Linked DNA regions of Homo sapiens: region 2 is linked to region 1. Evidence: read pairs that join two places in POLR2A ChIA-PET (ENCODE). Cell type or tissue: PC-9. All regions are shown on one strand. Links, peaks and the distances in the headings refer to the core of each region. The heading gives the core; the rest is flanking DNA.

Evidence for each region. ChIA-PET counts read pairs that join two places held together with the same protein. Peaks named below come from ENCODE experiments on the same cell type or tissue, not always from the same donor. Only the 100,000 strongest peaks of a DNase experiment are listed, where the experiment ranks them.
Region 2: POLR2A ChIA-PET joins it to region 1 with 5 read pairs; 2 of 35 experiments call an interaction of 5 or more read pairs at or near these places.

What each region holds. Positions count from the first base shown.
Region 1 is chr2:27,928,845-27,936,844 of GRCh38, reverse strand. It overlaps BABAM2 (BRISC and BRCA1 A complex member 2), which reads right to left. Exons shown (of 12, transcript NM_199191.3): 3 at 6,937-7,013. Among named protein-coding and RNA genes, the nearest start is that of BABAM2-AS1, 42 kb to the right of the region's middle. In PC-9, for the core only: no CTCF peak of the experiment used is centred there; a DNase peak (open chromatin) is centred at 4,224; H3K27ac peaks cover 2,039 bases.
Region 2 is chr2:27,721,230-27,732,682 of GRCh38, reverse strand. The region is part of intron 2 of LOC105374378 (a long non-coding RNA gene); the gene reads right to left. Among named protein-coding and RNA genes, the nearest start is that of LINC01460, 11 kb to the right of the region's middle. In PC-9, for the core only: CTCF peaks have their summits at 8,991 and 9,196 (motif pointing left); DNase peaks (open chromatin) are centred at 3,212, 8,732 and 9,207; H3K27ac peaks cover 4,041 bases.

The DNA of each region.
Region 1 (8,000 bases), core at 1-8,000:
ATTACGTATATCTCCTAATGCTATCCCTCCCCCCTGCCCCTACCCCACAACAGTCCCCAGAGTGTGATGTTCCCCTTCCTGTGTCCATGTGTTCTCATTGTTCAATTCCCACCTATGAGTGAGAACATGCGGTGTTTGGCTTTTTGTCCTTGCGATAGTTTACTGAGAATGATGATTTCCAGTTTCATCCATGTCCCTACAAAGGACATGAACTCATCATTTCTTGTGGCTGCATAGTATTCCATGGTGTATATGTGCCACATTTTCTTAATCCAATCTATCATTGTTGGACATTTGGGTTGGTTCCAAGTCTTTGCTATGGTGAATAGTGCCGCAATAAACATACGTGTGCATGTGTCTTTATAGCAGCATGATTTATAGTCCTTTGGGTATATATCCAGTAATGGGATGGCTGGGTCAAATGGTATTTCTAGTTCTAGATCCCTGGGGAATCGCCACACTGTCTTCCACAATGGTTGAACTAGTTTACAGTCCCACCAACAGTGTAAAACTGTTCCTATTTCTCCACATCCTCTCCAGCACCTGTTGTTTCCTGACTTTTTAATCATTGCCATTCTAACTGGTGTGAGATGGGATAATACCTGATTTTAAAATACTGTATTGCGGCCGGACATGGTGGCTCACTCCTGTAATCCCAGCACTTTGGGAGGCGAAGGTGGGTGGATCACCTGAGGTCAGGAGTTCAAGACCAGCCTGGCTAATATGGTGAAGCCCCGTCTCTACTAAAAATATAAAAATTAACTGGGTCATGGTGGTGTGCACCTGTAATCCCAGCTACTTAGGAGGCTGAGGCAGAAGAATCGCCTGAACCTGGGAAACAGAAGTTGTAGTGAGCTAAGATCGCACCACTGCACTTCAGCCTGGGAGACAGAGCAAGACCCTGTCTCAAAACAAAAATACCAAAAAATAAAAATACAAATAAGAATAAAATACTGAATTGCTAAAAAATGCTAACAATGATGTCAGCCTCCACCAAGTCACAATCTCTTTGCTACTGCAGGGTCCTGCCTTGATGCTGATGGCTCCTGACTGATTACAGTGGTAGTTGCTGAAGGGCGGCATGGCTATGGCAATTTCTTAAAATAAGACAACAATGAAGTCTGCCACATTAATCGACTTTTCCCTTCAGGAAAAATTTCTCTATAGCACAAGATACTGTCCGATAGAATTGTACTCAACAGTAGAACTTCTTTCAAAACTGGAGTCAATCCTCTCAAACCCTGGCGAAGCTTTATCAACTAAGTTTATGAAATATTCTAAAGCCTTTGTTGTCATTTCAACAATGTTCATAGCATCTTAACCAGAAGTAGATTCGATCTCAAGAAACTACTTTCTTTGCTTATCTGCAAGAAGCAACCTTCTTCATCAGTAAAAGTTTTACCATGGCATTGTAGCAATTCAGTCACATTCTCAGGATCCACTTCTAATTCTAGTTCTCTTGCTATTTCCAACACATCTCAAGTGACAAAGTGCACTGTCAATGAGCAATAATATTTTGAAAGGAATCATTTTTTCTGAGCAGTAGTTCTCAACAGTGGCTTTCAGTAAACCGTGCTGTAAACAGATGATTGTTATTCTACTGTAGAACACAGGCGGAGTTAGATTTAGCATAATTCTTATGGGCCTTAGGATTTTCAGAATGATAAATGATCCTTGGCTTCAAATTAGTCACTAGCTGCCTTTGTCCCTAATCAGAAAGTCAGTCTATCCTTTGAGGCCAGGCATTGCCTTCTTAACTATGACAGTCCTAGACGGCATCTTCTTCCAACATAAGCCTGTTCCATCTACACTAAAAATCTGTTGCTAAGTGTAGCACTTCATCAATGATCTTAGCTAGATCTGAATTACTTACTGCATCTTCTGTATGAGCACTTGCTGCTTCACCTTGCACTTCTGTGTGATAGAAATGGCCTCTTTTCTTAAATCTCATGAACCAACTTCTGCTAGCTTCAAATTTTCTTCTGCAACTTCTTCACTTCTCTCAATCTTAGAATTGAAGAGAATTAGGACTTGTTCTTGATTAGGCTTTGGCTTAAGGGAATCTTGTGGCTGGTTTGATCTTTCATTCAAACAAAACCTTCTCCATATCAGCAATAATTTTTTCACAGTCTTATAATTCATGTGTTTACTAGAGTAGCACTTCTAATTTCCTTCAAGAAATTTTTCTTTGCATTCACAACGTGGTTAACTGTTTGGCCAAGAGGCCTAGCTTTCAGCCTGTCTCAGCTTTCAACATGCCTTCCTCACTAAACTTCATCATTTCTAGCTTTTGATTTAAAGTGAGAGGTGTGGGACTCTTCACTTGAACACTTAGAGGACACTGCAAGGTTACTAACTGGCCTAATTTCAATACTGCTGTGTCTCAGGGAATAAGGAGGCCCAAGAAGAGGGAGAAAGGAAAAAGGACGATCAGTACAGCAATCAGAACATACACATTTATTGATTAAATTCACTATCTTATATGGGTATGTATGTTATGGCATCTCAACACAATGACAATAGTAACATTCAAGAGTCAACAATCACAGATCACCATAACAGAATAATAATGAAAAAGTATGTGGAAACGCTTCATGATTTAGAAAGCAAAAATTTTTAAGTTTAAAAAAATAATAATTAAAAAGTTTGAAATGGTACAAAAATTACCAAAATGTGACACAAAGGCATGAAATAAGCACACGCTTTGGGGAAATGGCCCTGATAAACTTGCTCAACACAGGATTGCCACAAACCATCAATCAATTTCAAAGAAAAAAAAAAATCCTTGTTGAAGCACAATAAAATGAGGTTTGCCTGTACACAGGAAGATGGGCATAGGTTATATGTGAATACTATGCCCTTTTATATCAGGGACTTGCACAGGACATCTTGGAACCAATCCCCCATGGATATTGAGGGATAACTGTATTATTAAAAGGACAAAAGATCTGGGCATGGTGGTGTGTGCCTGTAGTCTCAGCTACTTAGGCTGACGCAGGAAGAACACTTGAGCCCAGGAGTTCAAGTCCAGCCTGGGCAACATAGCAAGACTGTCTCAAAAAAAAAAAAAAAAAAAAAAACAAGCCAGGCATAGTGGCTCACGCCTGTAATCCCAGCATTTTGGGAGGCTGAAGCAGGCAGATGATGAGGTCAAGAGATCGAGACCATCCTGGCCAACATGGTGAAACCCTGTCTCTAAAATACAAAAATTATCCGGGCGTGGTGGTGGGCACCTGTAGTTCCAACTACTCCGGAGGCTGAGGCAGGAGAATTGCTTGAACCCGGGAGGTGGAGGTTGCAGTGAGCCAAGATCACATATGTGTGTGTATATATATGTGTATGTTATATATATACATATATACATACATATATATGTGTTTTTTAAAAAAAAAACTCATCTTTCTAATTCTATGAACTTTTATAAATATAGTTTCCATGATCAATTACCTTTTCCTTTTATTTGGCTGTGAGCTGCTTAACACTAGAATCTTGACTCATTTTAGCATAAGAATTGCCATTATACAATGTTCACTTATTATTTATTTATTATAGAGCATACTGTGGGCTAAATTAAGTCCCCAATGTATAATGACGATATCCAACAATAATTTGCTAGAATATAATTATGTTATATGATGAGTGACAGTCCTAATACACTAATCACAAATGTTATTAAAGGTTTCCCATGAAGAGCTTATAGTAATGAGAGGATATAGGGTAACAGCAAATGCTTCCTAACATAAACCCATGCTACTAGAAAGATGCCTGTGAAGTCACATTATTTTTGTCTCAAGACTGTGGACTGACCACACACACTCATTTCTTCTCTAAGACCCCCTCCAATCCCGTTAAATGATAGTGAATACAGAAAGATAAAATCCCAAACAACAGGAAGATGAAGAGGAAGGGAGGAGAGTAGTTAATCAGTAGATGAGAAAGTTTAGCAAATTGCTAGAGACAGAATGCAGATGGAAGTGTAGTACTTGACAAGATAGGGCAGAGGAAAGCTTTGACCTGTAATAATGTGAGGAAGAGGCTACTGATGAGGAGGAAGCCATCTGTCCTAGTAAACCCATAAAAGTTTCTAGTTATCCAGTGTAAGGGGAGGCAAGAATGAGACACAGGGCTAAGAACAGGAAGAGTAAGCAAAAGCTCCTCACGGAATAGTCTATATACGTACCCCCTGAAAATGACAGGGTGATCAGGTATGTATGCCCAGGTATTCAATGAAGAAATAGAACAAACTATTTGAGGAGAGCTAGAGCAGTTGACTCACATCTGGCCCATCATTCATCCACACATTCCATAAGCCTTGCTCACCTACTCAGAAGTCCCAATCACTATTTTATTGTCTATCTTAAACAGAAATGAATACCTTTTATTTGAAGAAAAACTATAGCATAAAAGAGGGAAAAAATATGATAAACAAAAATATAATCCCTAGGGAAAATTAAAATAATTCAGATAACAGAAGAAAACATTTTTTTTGAATCTCTAAATTTTATTCTTTGAAGGAATTTAAAGGACCTATATTCATAAAATAAGAACAAGATGCTGAGAATGAGAAACAGTGCAAGAAAGAGTTCCTAGAAATTAAGATACCTAATTGTGACTGTAGTAATAAAAAATTATCGGATGGGCTAAAGGAAAACAGAAGGGTAGAAAGAGGAATAGAATCTGAGCAAGTTATTTGAGAATGGGTGCCAGCAAGATAAGTAGGTAACCTGTTTATCAAGAAATCATTCTACAAAACATAGAATCTACGATACATAGATTCTACAAAACAAGGTCAAATTCAAAAAAGTAATAAAGGCAAATCTCACAGTGATAATTATGCAGGAACAGGCCTCCAGAGCAATCGTTCAAGCAATTTATAGGCAAGGCACAGAAGACAACTACAGATTTAGAACGGACAGTAAGTTAACAATCTTGAAAATGCAAAAGGAAAATAACCAAAGACAAAAGCTGGGAGGTGAAGGAAGAGGAATTGAAGGAAGGGCAGGGGCTAATATATTCATCTCATAAAATGCAGAGGCAAAAGACACAGTATCTATGGTTAATGTAAAACTAAAGAATATACTACCCTAAGTATTCACCATTCTTGCTTAGAGATTGTCCTTAAGTAATAACGAAGCTAACTGTGTACCAGGTACCAGGTACTTACTAAGAATTCTTAGGGGTTATTCATTAACTGTGTAATACAATGTCTAAAGTGATCCATTAAAAAAAGTAAGTAAAAATTTTTAAGCTACAGGGTAACCAACACAGGAACCAATAATGGTGATATAACTACATTAAGAAGGAAAAGAAAACAGAGTTAAGGGGCATAGGGAAAACAGGCTGATGCTTCATGTATCAGCGCAGGAAGTCAAAAGATAACAATGTCTAAAACTGATAAGGCAAGAAACGGAGGCAAAAGTATATTATTTAAAGATATGGAGATCATCCCCAGAGAGCTAAACTGAAAATTTTTAGAATCTGCAAGTGATTCTCTCAGGAAACTGGACTGGGAGAGAAGACTACTGGTTTCATGTATCAAAAAATTCCAGTACTTTTACGTTTTTAACCACATGAATTATTTACTTTGATCATTTCTTTTAAATTTAGTTAATAATTTTTTCAAAAAAAAAGTAGTCGAATCTGTCCTACTACTTCAGACAGGTAAAATTATTTTATATTTTAATGGTTTCCAGAAAATGGTCTAATAATGCAAGGCTGACAAGTCAGCATGTCCAACATTTCTCATTTAATCTTGCATTTGATAAATTAGTATCAAGTGATTCTACAGAATATAGTACTAAGAATACAAAATACTATACAGAGACATGGCCCCTCCTGGCATGTAATGGTAAAACACACTGGTCCAATGGTCAAAAAGCGGTTTACCCATCTGTTCCATGTTTAATATCCATGTACTTTATTTTTCTTTTTAGGAATAGGAAAAACCTTAATAGGCTGTTCACCACAAGAATAGGTTCAAGAGAGAAAATTCCTGGTGAGATTACCAACACTAACCAACCAAAGCCACTGTGATTTCCACACTAGGCTAGAGGTTCAGTATTGGTAATAGTGACAGAGAAAAGCTGATACAGTCTAGAGGGCTGCTGTAGCTGATGGGCTAAGTCCAATGACAGATCTTCCATACTATCCATCCAAGATCAATAACTTATGGTCCAGGAACTCAAGCCAGCCCACAGACACATTCAGTTTAGCCTGCATAATATTGGCCAACTCCATGTTTTTAATTTTGAAAAAGTAGCAACATCTAAAACTGACAGAATTCAGGTAAAACTTCAGACGTCCACCTTCTCTCAATAAATCAGTAAAGGTAACTCCCCTTAAGTGACAGGGCGTCCCAGTTTGCCACACCTAGCCTGTTTCCCTCACTATATTACCAATCTAGCCCTTGTAGACCGTTTGTATCTCTGATCCTTGCTATAAAGGAGATAACATGTTGATATGCCTAAGCCATGCCAAGAGTTTTTGAGGTAGGACTCTTACACTTCGGTAACAACAGGAGATAAATCAGTGACAAGTCGTGGCGCAGCGGTTCCACAGGGGGGTTAGCAGCAGTGATGGACAGCAGCCACTCCTACCTAAAAACTGTTTCGAAATGGCCAGGTATTCTAAAGCAGTGGACTCTTTATTGAGTATTACGTAAAAGCCGCCTATAGAGAAAAAAACACATAAAAATTACCGGGCATGCCTAAATATTAGGAATTTCTGTGCATGCCTATTTAACCACAACGTATTCCCTGCCAACTGCCTTACTTTTAATCAAACTAGAATTGAATGGCAGATAAGAAAAGTGGTAAATGCTAGTGAACAATATCTTAGGAGATAACAACTAACAGCCGGAAATGAAAACTAAAGCACAAAGTCCAATAGCTGACACTGTAACCTACATTTTGAGTAAAATAGTCATCATTTACTTACACTTTAATGTCTCTCCAGCATATGGTATGTGCAGTTTAAATCGGTCACAGTTGGGCCCAGGAGTCAATGATGTGCAGCTTTAAAAAATGCAGAAACAGAAGAAAGAAAAGATTTTTTAAAAACAAACTTTAAAAACCCACATGTTTATGATACTAAACAAAACAGGATCTTTATACAAAACAGATTAAAACACTGGCTTACAGAACAAAATAAAAGCCTTTAATAGTCATGGAAGCCAAGACATGAAGACTCGTCCTAAAACAAATAATTCATTTATTTCACAATAAAACTTACATGTGTTCTAACGACAAACATCAACAGTGTGCTTCAACTACTTTTCTCAAAGAGGCATATCTCGACTTTTAAAATTAGGTATATTATCCAAAACACATGTCTATTCTTATGCCAAGAACTGTAAAATAAGAATAGTTTTATGATCATATTTTAAATATGGACTCTTAGCTTTCATTCTGTTAGTACAAAAAAGAGCCCACTTTTAGCCTTTTTCTGGTACCAGATGGTTTTCTTTCCTTCCACAAAGGTTCAGTGCTTCCTTTAGATTTGGCACACCATAACTTTCATCTGCAGGAAAGCACAATGCATACTCAATTTCAAGTAAAATGCAAATTTAAAAGGTGGGGGGTAGTTATCCAGGTCTCAACAGTTTGGTATTTTCTTTTTGTTTTGTTTTTCAAGACAAGGTCTCACTCTGTAGCCCAGGCTGGAGTGCATTGGTGCAATCTCTGCTCACTGCAGCCTCAATCTCTCAGGCTCAAGCTCCTCCCACTTCAGCTTCCCAAGCAGCTGGGACCACAGGTGCACACCACCACACCTGGCTTTTTTTTTTTTTTTTTTTTAAGAGAGGAGGTCTCACTATGTTACCCAGGGTGGTCTCGAACTCCTGGGCTCAAGTGATCCTCCTCCCACCTAGCCTCCCAAAGTGTCAGGATCACAGGCATGAGCCACTGCACCTGGCCTGGTTTTTTTTTTTTTAATCTATTATTTCACAAAGTTATACAATGTTTCTTGCTCTTCACAGATCTGCTGTACAAGATAATTTTTAT
Region 2 (11,453 bases), core at 2,056-10,055, 210 kb after region 1:
AGCTGTTAAATTTTTTCATGTGGTAAGTACTCAATAAATGTTAGCTATTATTGTTCATTTGAAGCAATTTTAAGGCTGGGAGCAGTGGCTCATGCCTGTAATCCCAGTGCTTTGGGAGACTGAAGCAGGAGGATCACTGGAGGCCAGGAGTTCAAGACTGGCCTGGGCAACAAAGTGAGACACTCCCCCATCTCTACAAAAAAATTGAAAAATTAGCCAGGCATGGTGGTGTGTGCCTTTAGCCTCAGCTACACAGGAGTATCTCTTGAGCCCAGGGGTTTGAGGCTACAGTGAGTGAGTTATGATCATATGACTGCACTCCAGCCTGGGTGACAGAGTGAGACCCTGTTAAAAAACAAACAAACAAAAACAACAACAACAAAAACAACACACACACACAAACACAATTTTAAAATAATTTGTCATTTCCTTTCTTATTACAAAAGTAATACTTTTTTTTTTGAGACAGAGTCTCGCTCTGTTGCCAGGCTGGAGTGCAATGGTGTGATCTCAGCTCACTGCAACCTCTGCCTCCCGGGTTCAGGTGATTCTCCTGCCTCAGCCTCCCGAGTAGCTGAGACTACAGGCACACACCACGACGCCCAGCTAATTTGTATATTTTTAGTAGAGATGGGGTTTCACCAGGTTGACCAGGATGGTCTCGATCTCCTGACCTCATGATCTGCCTGCCGTGGCTTCCCAAAGTGCTGGGATTATAGGCATAAGCCACCGTGCCTGGCCCTACAAAAGTAATATATGTTCATTATGGAAATTTTGGAAAATGCAGATATACAAACAAGGAAATAAAAATCACTGTACCCCCAAATTCTGTGAAAATTGCTGTTAACACTTTGGCATATATCCTTCTGGGCTGTGATATATTTACAGTATATGTAATATAATTTTTAGCATATTGTATATATTATTTTATAACTTGCTTTGTGCACTGTACATGACAGACATTTACTATTTACCACATCAGGTGCTCAGCTTAGTGCTAAGGGTTCTGACATGAATAGGACAGTCACCTAGCTCTTGGGAGTGAGTGAAACCTAGAAGTAGGAGAGACTTATTAGACAATAATTACAGGAGACAATTTGATAGAAACCACTTTGATAAAAAGAAGGGCTTGCTCAACTCAGCCTTGAGATGTTGAAATGGCTTTTCAGAGGTTGTCAGTGGGTAAAGAGATGTTTCAGACAGAGAAATGGGCAAGTCCTACCTGGGCAGAGGAAACACTGTGCAGACCAGCTGGGGCATGTTTATGGCCTGTTTCAGTAAGTGGATCATAGCAGGAGGCAGGATGGAATAGCAGCGTAGCTAGGACCAGATCCTAAGGGGCCTTAAATGGCATGCCAATATTTCTGAGTACTGTGCAGTCTTCAAGGGTTACAACAGATCACGAACCTTCCAGTGCTTCCTCTCATAACACAGTATTTAGATTCCCAGACTTTGGAGCCAGATCGGCTGAGTTCAAACCCTGTCTGTGCAACTATCAGCTGTTCAGCTGTGTGACCTTGGGCAAGTTACTTAACCTCTCTGAACCCTGATTCCTCCTGCAAACGGTGGGAAAAATAATAGAACCAATCTCTCTGGGTTGCTGTAAGGATTAAATTAATTTACAGTGCATGTAACATGCTTACAGCAATGTCTGGCACACAGTAAGCACTAAGTATTTGTTGTTATTTGTCATCTACCATCACCTCAACTATCTCTTCTAGCAGCTGAATCTTCTGTAATTTAACCCCAAGGAAGTTTAAGAGCAAGGTGGGCTGCCTAGATCCCTGGTTTGCAGGAGCGGGTTGTTTGTCAGAGCTGGAGCTGGGGAGCTTCCAGCCAAACCCTGAGACTTGGGGAGGGGTCAAGAAAGGAGCCTGCTTACCAACCACTTCTGGGGAGACCCTAACTAACATCCCGTCCCTCCTCCCCACTGTCAGGAAGGCATCCTCAGGGCTGGGACCGGGCCCATACAGCTGCCTTCTCTCTTGAGGAGAAAGCTGTGATGGAAACCCTTTTCTCTAGGGAGGAAATGGGCAGGGAATGACATTTGTGTCCCCACCAGTATGCAAATCACCTTATGAGACAAATGATTTTGCAGGAAAACACATCCTGTTTCCTCTAGAACATTTCCCTTGATGTCTGGGGGGAACTGGTTGGAATGGTCAAGGTCACAGCAAGTGTTCAGAAAGCTCCTGACCACTGTCCCCTGTCCCGGAGAAACCAGGGAGTGGTAGAGAAGGGACTAGGCTTGGCAGTCCTAGGCTTGGCAGCTGACAAGGAAACTGGCCCTGGGCACACAAGCTCCCTCGCCAGGTTTTCCCAGATGACAAGGGTGCAGGGAGGCCTGGTGGAGCAGCGTCTGGGGAGCCAGGGGTCCTGGCTTCTAGGGCTAGCTCAGCCCCTCACAGGGAGGCCTGGTGGAGCAGCATCTGGGGAGCCAGGGGTCCTGGCTTCTAGGACTAGCTCAGCTCCTCACCCACAGCATGACCTTCGACAAGTCATTTCCCTCTGTAGACCTGAGTTTCCTTATCTGTAATATGAGAGGGTTAAATGAAATCAAGTGTTTGTAACTTGGGGTACACAGATCCTTAAATCATCGATGGGCTTCAGGGGATTGCTGCCACCCCTCAAGTGTATGCAAATATACAATTGTGCATGTGTATATTTTTCTGCAGAGGTGTGCAAAACTGTCATCAGTTCACAGAGGGATCTATTATCCAGACAAAAGTTTAGGTGGTCTCTGGGCTCCCTTGAGCTGGGTGCTGGGCTGATGGAAGTTTCTCAAGGCCAAGGATATGCCTTTAACACCAGCGAGGCATAGTTCTGGCACACTGTAGAGCCTCAATGTTTGTTGAATGAATGATGTAGAGGCTCAATGTTTGTTGAATGAATGAATGACACTCATCAAATGCTGGGTCATGAGCACAGCAAAGGGCGGAGATGGATATTGGCGCAGGGTCTCAGCTGTGGGAGTGAAGTGGGACAGCGAGAGGGCTAGTAAGGGGTCAGGGTTTGGAGAGAACAGGAGAGGTGTCTAAGAATGTAACCTGAATCTGCTCAGTCCAGGGGCTGTCTGGTTTGGGTTTCTAGTCACTACCAGGCGTGCACACCTCTCATTCCCCTTTGTTCTTTATAGAAGACTCGGCTAAGCCAAACCCAGCCCCAGGTTCAGCAACTAAATTGGTTTGGTTGCAGCAATTAAAATTCTCAAGCTTCTCCAACCAGAAAATCCATCGAACTTGAAGAATGTAGCCTGGTCTCCAGGGGTCACTGGAACTGGTATGGAAGTGAAAGTAAAAGCAGGGGTCAGCCTGTCTGCCTGCCAAGGATACCTCCAGCCCTAATGGGCCCCTACACCCTTCATTCAGGCGCTGCCCCCACTTGGACTTTTGGCTGAACTCTGTCACCCTCTAGTACCTTTGAGCTTTTCCTGTCCACTCATACCTTCTTCTTGGCCTACACATATGCACTGGTTTCTACACTGGTCTCTCTTGTCCTTAAAATGCCTTCACCAGTTTTTTTATGATCTGGGAAAACGCTTGTGATTTGATGATTAGGATACACACACACACACTCACACACACACATGCACAATTGTGTATCTATAGTAGTCTCAACCCCAAAATATAAAACATGTAGAAATTCATATACACAAGCATAATGTTTTGATGTTTGCGCTGTCTTAAGACCATTCTGTTTCTCCCCTTCTGTTACAAAGGAAATGTGCTCAGATGAAAGGGATTCTGAGAACTCAATAGCAGAGGAGGCACAGAGGCTGAGGGCATCTGTATGGCAGGCGAGACACCCAGGGAGGATAATTGCATGGTCCAAGACCCAGAGGCCCCTGGGCAGGTACAGGCCTGGCTAAAGGAAGCTCATGTAGTTCCCTGGAAAGGCCAAGCTTGGGAAAAATGGTTTCAGCTGGTCAGGCCCTTTGAGGTAGGACCTCAGCCCATTGGAAGGAGTAGGGGGATGGGGTGGGTACACGACCCAGCAGAATCCATTCCCTTGGAGAGGGGTAGCAAGGGCTGGGGCCAGGCCTGGGGTTGATGACTGAGCTCACTCTGCCTGGAGAACTGGGGCAGACCAGCTTTCCCCCAGGCAGAGGCCAGTACAGGGGAGGAGGATGAGAGACTGTAGGGATTCCCAGTTAGTCTCCCCAGGCCTCACCTCAGCAGGCTAGATACAGTCGGGGAAGTCAAGCATGGGGGAAATGCCTCCTCTCATTTCTCAAGGGAGAACTGGAAGCTGTTTCCCCCTTTGCACTTTTCAGTCTGGCTTCCAGCCTCATCTGTTTTCTGGAACCATTCTCTTTCCAGAGCCCCAGAGGCCTCCATCCAATAGCACTTGTGTTAACACTGCCAGTGCCCACTTCCTGGAACCCTCTGCATCCTTGGCCTTCCTGGCCTCAAGTTCCCTGTTGTTCTTCCCCTCGGGTCACCCCTTCTTCCTTTACTGTGCCCTTTACAAGCCCTTCCTTCCCTGCTGTGGGAACCCCCAATGCTCAGGCCTTGGGATTCTGCTCTTCCTTCTCTACGGTGGGCTCCCTTAGAAAAATTAGCTCTCTCTGGGTTTCAACTGATGCTTCCACAACAACGACATAATGGATAGTAGAGAGACATGGTCACTGGGGAATAGATTTTTTTAAAAATAATATCCTCCACTTTGGGAGGCCGTAGGCAGATCACCTGAGTTCAGGAGTTCGAGACCAGCCTGGACAACATGGCAAAACCACATCTCTATTAAAAATACAAAAATTAGCCAGGCATGGTGGCATACGCCTCCCAGCTACTCAGGAGGCTGAGGCAGGAGAATTGCTTGAACCCAGGAAGCAGAGGCTGCAGTGAGCTGAGATCATGCCACTGCACTCCAGCCTGTGCAACAGAGCAAGACTCTGTCTCAAAATAATAATAATGATAATAATAATAATAATATCCTCACTTTGCAGAGAGGAAAGGATTCAGATGAGTTAGGAGACCCACCCAAGGGTCACTCACCTTAGGCAACTCGCCCTTTTTACCACCTTCTCTTCCGTCGTGGCCCCATCCCCACAGCGACCTATGAGGCTGTAACACACAGAAGGAAGCCCCACTTAATCAAAAGTAACTGGGCCAACTCCTCCTGCCCAACCCCATGCCATGGCCAGATCATTGTCAAGCTGTCCCAGGCGTGCGTCATGGTCACTCCCTGATCTGACTTGAACATTGGCCTTGGGAGGAAAACGGAGCTGTCAGTCTGACTTCCTCTTCCTTTCTCCCCTCTGCCTCTGCTGAGAGCATTGAGGGAGGAGTCATAGTTCTCTTCATAGTCATAGTTTCCAGAATAAGGCATTTCCATAGGCAGCCGGGTGCGGTGGCTCACGCCTGTAGTCCTAGCACTTTGGGAGGCAGAGGCAGGCAGATCACCTGAGGTCAGGAGTTCCAGACCAGCCTGGCCAACATGGCGAAACCTTGTCTCTACTAAAAATACAAAAATTAGCCAGGCATGGTGGGGCATGCCTGTAATCCCAGCTACTCGGGAGGCTGAGGCAGGAGAATCACTTGAACCCAGGAAGCTGAGGTGGCAGTGAGCTGAGATTGTGCCATCGCACTCCAGCCTGGGCAACAGAGCGAGACTCCATCTCAAAAAACAAAAACAAAAACAAAAACAAAAAAATCATAGGCTATAGTAGTGCTGTTGCCATTTGACTAGTGTCTATTACACTGAGCATCTACTATATACCCAGAACTTTCCTGGGTTCTAGGGATATAGCAATGAGCAGAACAAATTCTTTTTTTTTTTTTCTTTGAGGTAGAGTCTCACTCTGTCACCTAGGCTGGAGTACAGTGGTGCAATCTCAGCTCACTGCAACCTCTACTTCCCAGGTTCAAGTGATTTTCGTGCCTCAGCCACCCAAGTAGCTGGGATTATAGCCATGCGCCACCACACACAGCTAATTTTTTTGTATTTTTTAGTAGAGATGGGGTTCGCCATGTTGGCTAGGCTGGTCTCAAACTCCTGGCCTTAAATGATCCACCCACCTCAGCCTCCCAAATTGCTGGGATTGCAAGCATGAGCCATCGCACCTGGCGCAGAACAAATTTTTATCCTATATATTGTAACAGAACTGTATTGAACGAAGTATTTCAGCCTTGGATGACACATACTTAAACCCATGAAGATGATAAAGCCCACTATCGAGAAGACTTATTGTTTTGTCTGCCCAGAACAGCACCTCCCTTCTTTGGGGGAAATCCTCCTTCACCAATTCAGCTGTAATTATGGAAGGAGCTGCCAATTATTGTGCCAATTATTGTGTATTGCTCCAGTGTTCACAGGAATGAGTGTGAAACCCAGGTTGGGCCAGTCACTGAACCCTAGGAGCCCCTTGGCCACAGTGATTGGTCTAGGAAGAGTCATATGGTCTGGGTTGAACAAATCAGAATGCCTTTCCTTCCATAGCTTTTTCCTTTAAAAGTTTTAAAATTAATTTTAAATACATAAATTATACCTGAATACGTTATCACTGAAAAAGTTTAAACCTGACAGTCTCCTTCAATCTCAACACCTAATCTTAGCTTCACCAGAGATAACCAAGGTAATTTAGTGAATCTAGACCTTTTCTATGCATTTTCATATATTTAGAAATATGTTATAAACATATATAAATATATATTATTATTTCAAGGTTTTGTTTTGGTTTTGGTTTATGCTTGAGTGATACCATATTGTATCTATATACTGCAAATTACATTTTTCATTTACCAAGATGTCTTAGGGGTTTATGTCAGTACATACTTCATTCTTTTTAATAGTTTCCAGGTTTTCAGAGTATAAAATATATCATGGTTTAAAGATGGACACTTATGTTATTCCTAATTTTGCATTACAAATAATTCTTCACATAACACCCTGGCCTGTGTTTCCTTGTGCACATACATGAGAGTTACTGGTCTGGATTTTGAGACATGGCATCATGAGATCCATGGTAACCACATTTCAAATTATAATAGATACTGCCAAATTTCCCTCCAAAGGGACTGGGACAATTTATGTTCCCTCCAATAGTGTATCACAGCATTAGGGTCTCCATTTTCCATTCCTTCATCAGTACTGGAAAAGAACAAAGTGTAACATTTTTGAACTGTGACGACTGCACACTGGTATGCTGCTGTTTGCTGTCCTCTAGCCGGAGCTGGTGTGAAAGAGTGCTTTCCTCTCTGGCCATGGGGCTGTGAGGATGGGCACACAGAGCCTCACAGCCTTGAGAGCAGGTGGATAAATCAACATCCTGAGGGGAGGGGACGTCCCAAGGATGTCCACTCCTTGAAGCCATTTGTTTTATCCCTGTCTCCACAGTAGTTTATGTAAGCCAACACCTTCATCTTTGGGGCTCAAGCTAATTAGAATTTTGTTTCTGTTACTTTCAGCCACAAGACTGAACTCATGATTAAAATGTATAAATGACCATTGTTTCTCTCATCCCTGGCCCTGAGATCACAAAGTTTATGCTGATTATTCTCTCTTATTGTTCTATTTCTCCTCTCCTCCTCATTCCTTACTTTCCTCATGCCCACATTCCTCTCCCCAGGCACCATATTCAGGGGGTTCAGATCACCTGTGGGGTCCTTTTCAGAAAGGGCAGAGGAGAGCAGGAAACAAAGCCCCTGGGAACAGGAGACGGGAGGGGCATGGGCCTGATTCCCCTGTGGAATCTTTCCCGAGTGAACACAGGCACTCTTAGTTTCTGTGCCTAGGCCTTAGGCCAATGTCTCTGTTTTAACAGAAAAAAAAAAAAGAAAGAAAAAGGAAAAGAGTAAAAAAGCAAAAACTAAAAGACACAGTGGAAGAATCTGCCCTCCCTTTTTGTTTTGAATTATCATACCCCCCAGCACTGAGTGAAAACTCATTTTGTTAAAAATTGACATAGCAGTTGCAGCTTCTTAGACACAGACACAACATAAACACATAAACACAGGCTGTGAGTGTTCTTTTGATGGTAGTATGTGTTTATTGTTTTATTTTATTAATAAAAGAGTGAGAACAGGGTACTAAATTATACCCAATCCAAAATAAAAGGAGAGCAGCTCAATATTTACTCCCATAATGACACCAGGTCACCCATCTGTAGGACGCTGGGGCCTGGTTCAGAGCAAGATGCTGTCTCCAGTTGCCATGACCCGAGGTGCTAGAGAGTTCTGAGTGTAACCCTTCTCAGATATGAGCTCATCTCACCCTGGAATAATTCTGAGAAGTAGGAATGGCATAGGGACAACATCCCCATTTCAGAAAGGAGGGGCCCTGGGGAAAGAGGCTGTGTCCTTCAGGGCCAAACAGTGACACAGGAATGGGACAAAAGCCTCCCCTCCCAAGACTAAATGTCTGTGAGAAAACTGCTGGAGAAAGGCTAGCCAGGCAGGGAGCCTGGGTGCAGGAGGTGGAGGGAGGGCGGTGAGCCCCCAGCTTGGCTGCATGTCAGGAGAGCTGGGAGAAGGGTCATGTACCCTGACATTCACAGAGGGGGTGGCACAAGAGAAGCAACTGCAGCCTCTCATTATGACCCAGTAAATCTTCAGTAAAACCCTCTGCCCTGCCATGTTTGGTGGGGAAAAACCGTTTTCTGGAAGCTGCTAAGGGGGCTGAATTTTGCATTACATTGCCTGGGGTCAAAAGAATCAACTCACAAATGAGCTGACTCACAAGCGAGTTGTCTATGAGACACCTGTATGCACATATTTGCTTTATTCACTGCTGTATCCCTGATGTCTACAACAGTGTCTGGCACACAGTGGATGCTCAGAAAATATTTGTGGAATAAACACATAGAACTCTTTACATCTGCAGTCTCTGCCACACCCACCTCTGTGTCTCCCTTCTCCAAAGTCTGGCTTAACATTCACAGAGACTCTGGTGTGGCTGACCCACTCTGTGCCCAGCACTAAAGCCTTGGTTCCCTCCGGGGAACTGAGAGGTCCCTGAGCTTCTGGAGCCGCCTTCTCGGTTATTGCAGGTTTCCTCCCCACCCAGAGTATGTGCAGCGCCCTGACCTGCTGCCCCAGCAGGTTCTCATCAGGACTCCACAGCCCACTCCATGTGTGGGCCGGAGTAGAGAGAGGAAGCTCTCCCAGCGCCACAGTGGGAGCTGCCAGCCTTGTCTTTTGCCTGTGGCCAGGGCAGGACTGTGGACTTTTCATCCCAGTTCTTCAAGCAAAGCTTCAGGCTCGCCCCCTACTGTGAAAGTGGAGGAACTTCATCTGGAGCACAACTCCCGGGCTCCTTGGAGTTCAGCATCCTTGATCACTTTTCTCTGAGCTAGGGTTGAAGCCCCAACGTTCACATGGGTTAGGATATGTGACTACGAGCAAAGCTTCACCTCTCTCAGCCTCAGTTCACTCATCATAAAGGGGGTAGGAAACAGCTGAAAACGCCATCCCTGTTCACCTGACAACAATATGGTGAGGATTAAATAAGGGCAGATGGCCGGACGTGGTGGCTCACAACTGTAATCTCAGCACTTTGGGAGGCAGAGGCGGGCAGATCACTTGAGGTCAGGAGTTCAAGACCAGCCTGGTCAACAGGGTGAAACCCTGCCTCTACCAAAATACAAAAATTAGCCAGGCGTGGTGGCGGACACCTGTAATCCCAGCTACTTGGGAGGCTGAGGCAGGAGAATCACTTGAACCTGGGATGCAGAGGTTGAAGGGGGCTAAGATCATGCCACTGCACTCCAGTCTGGGCAACAGAGTGAGACTCCATCTCCAAAATAATAATAATAATAATAATAAAACAAAAATTAGCTGGGCACGGTGGCTCAGACCTGTAATCCCAGCACTTTGAGAGGCTGAGGTGGGTAGATCACTTGAGACCAGGAGTTCAAGACCAGCCTGGCCAACATGGTGAAGCCCTATCTCTACTAAAAATACAAAAATTAGCCGGGCATGGTGGTGCACACCTGTAATCCCAGCTATTTGGGAGGCTGAGGCAGGAGAATCATTTGAACCCAGGAAGTGGAGGTTGCAGTGAGCTGAGATCATGCCACTGCACTCCAGCCTGGGTGACAGAGTGAGACTCCTTCTCAAAACAACAGCAACAACAAGAAAAAACTACAAATGAGGGCAGACATGTGACAGTTTCTTGCCTTTGTCAGGCTCTGCAAAGCTGTGGGGCTACTGTTTCCTAACAGTAGGCCACTGAACAAACAACAAATATCCACACCTTCGTTGCCTAGACCCAAGGCAGAGCAGGTGCCTTTTCCTCCATACCCCTTAGCCCAGGCTGCCCTGGGTAAGCTCTTGCTGACTGAGGGCTGCAGGCTCCTGGGCTATCTAAAGGGCCTGGACATGACACCCTGGCAGATGCTGCTGGCTAGAGAAGGGGAGCCCTGGTCCCCTCCATTCTTGGGTCACATGATCAGAGGCAGCAGCTATTCACCTGTCCAGGTGGGGAGCCATTGGCATGTGGAAGGCCATAGAAACTCAGGTTAGACGTCTGCTGGGCTGAGACAGAAGCTGGAAGGCCATCAGGGACAGAGCTTGTCTCCCCACACAACCCTGAGCCCCACACAAGGACCCAGGGCAAGTGTGGGGTAAGAGGCTGTTTCTCACTGTGGTCTCAGACAAAGGAAAATCCCCAAGGCCCTGGTGTGCAGGAGTAGTGAGGCACCCCTTGTGGGTTGCCAAATTTAGCAAATAAAAATACAAGACAGACATGCCACTTAGATGTGAATTTCAGATAAGCATCAAGTACTTTTAAAATATAAATATGTCCCATGGAATATTTGAGATATACTTATACCAAACATTATTTGTAATTTATCTGAAATTCAAGTTTAACTGGACATCTCATATTTTATCTGGAAACCCTCCAGACCCTCCAGGGCCAAAAGGGCTCGGGGGACCCAGCCCCTTCCCACAGCCCACAGCCACACCCCACTGGAGGTTCTGGGCACTCTCGCAAGAGGACGCTTCCTGCTCCAGGTGGTGCCAGGTGGTGACCCCAGCAGCCCAGCATGGGTGGAAAGAGGAAAGGGAACGCGGCAGAGGGAAAAGCCAGCAGTCCCCTTAGATTTCACCCTTGAGTGTCTGTGAGGTGAGTCACCTGTCACCTTCACAGGGCCTTGTCCGCATCAAAGGAGGTCATGGTGGCGAAGTGCTTTCACATTACAAATGCCCTTCCCGCGGGGTGTTGTGGCAGGGCCTGCACTGGCCTTTGCTCGGCTCTTAAGGGTTGGCATCCCTGGTGACCCTCCCTTTTCCCTGAGTCATCTCACCCACTGCCTGGCTCCAGTCACATCTATAAGTGGATGGCAACCCACTTAGCACTCCGTCCTCCTTTACAGTAGAATAAATATACACCACTTCTTCAGGGGAAACAGCCTCAGACCCCTATTTTCATGTGCCTACTGGACACCCTCCCAGGAGTCTTTCTGTCCCTGTCCCACCCCCTCTACCACTGCCCACAGGCGGACTCTGCCA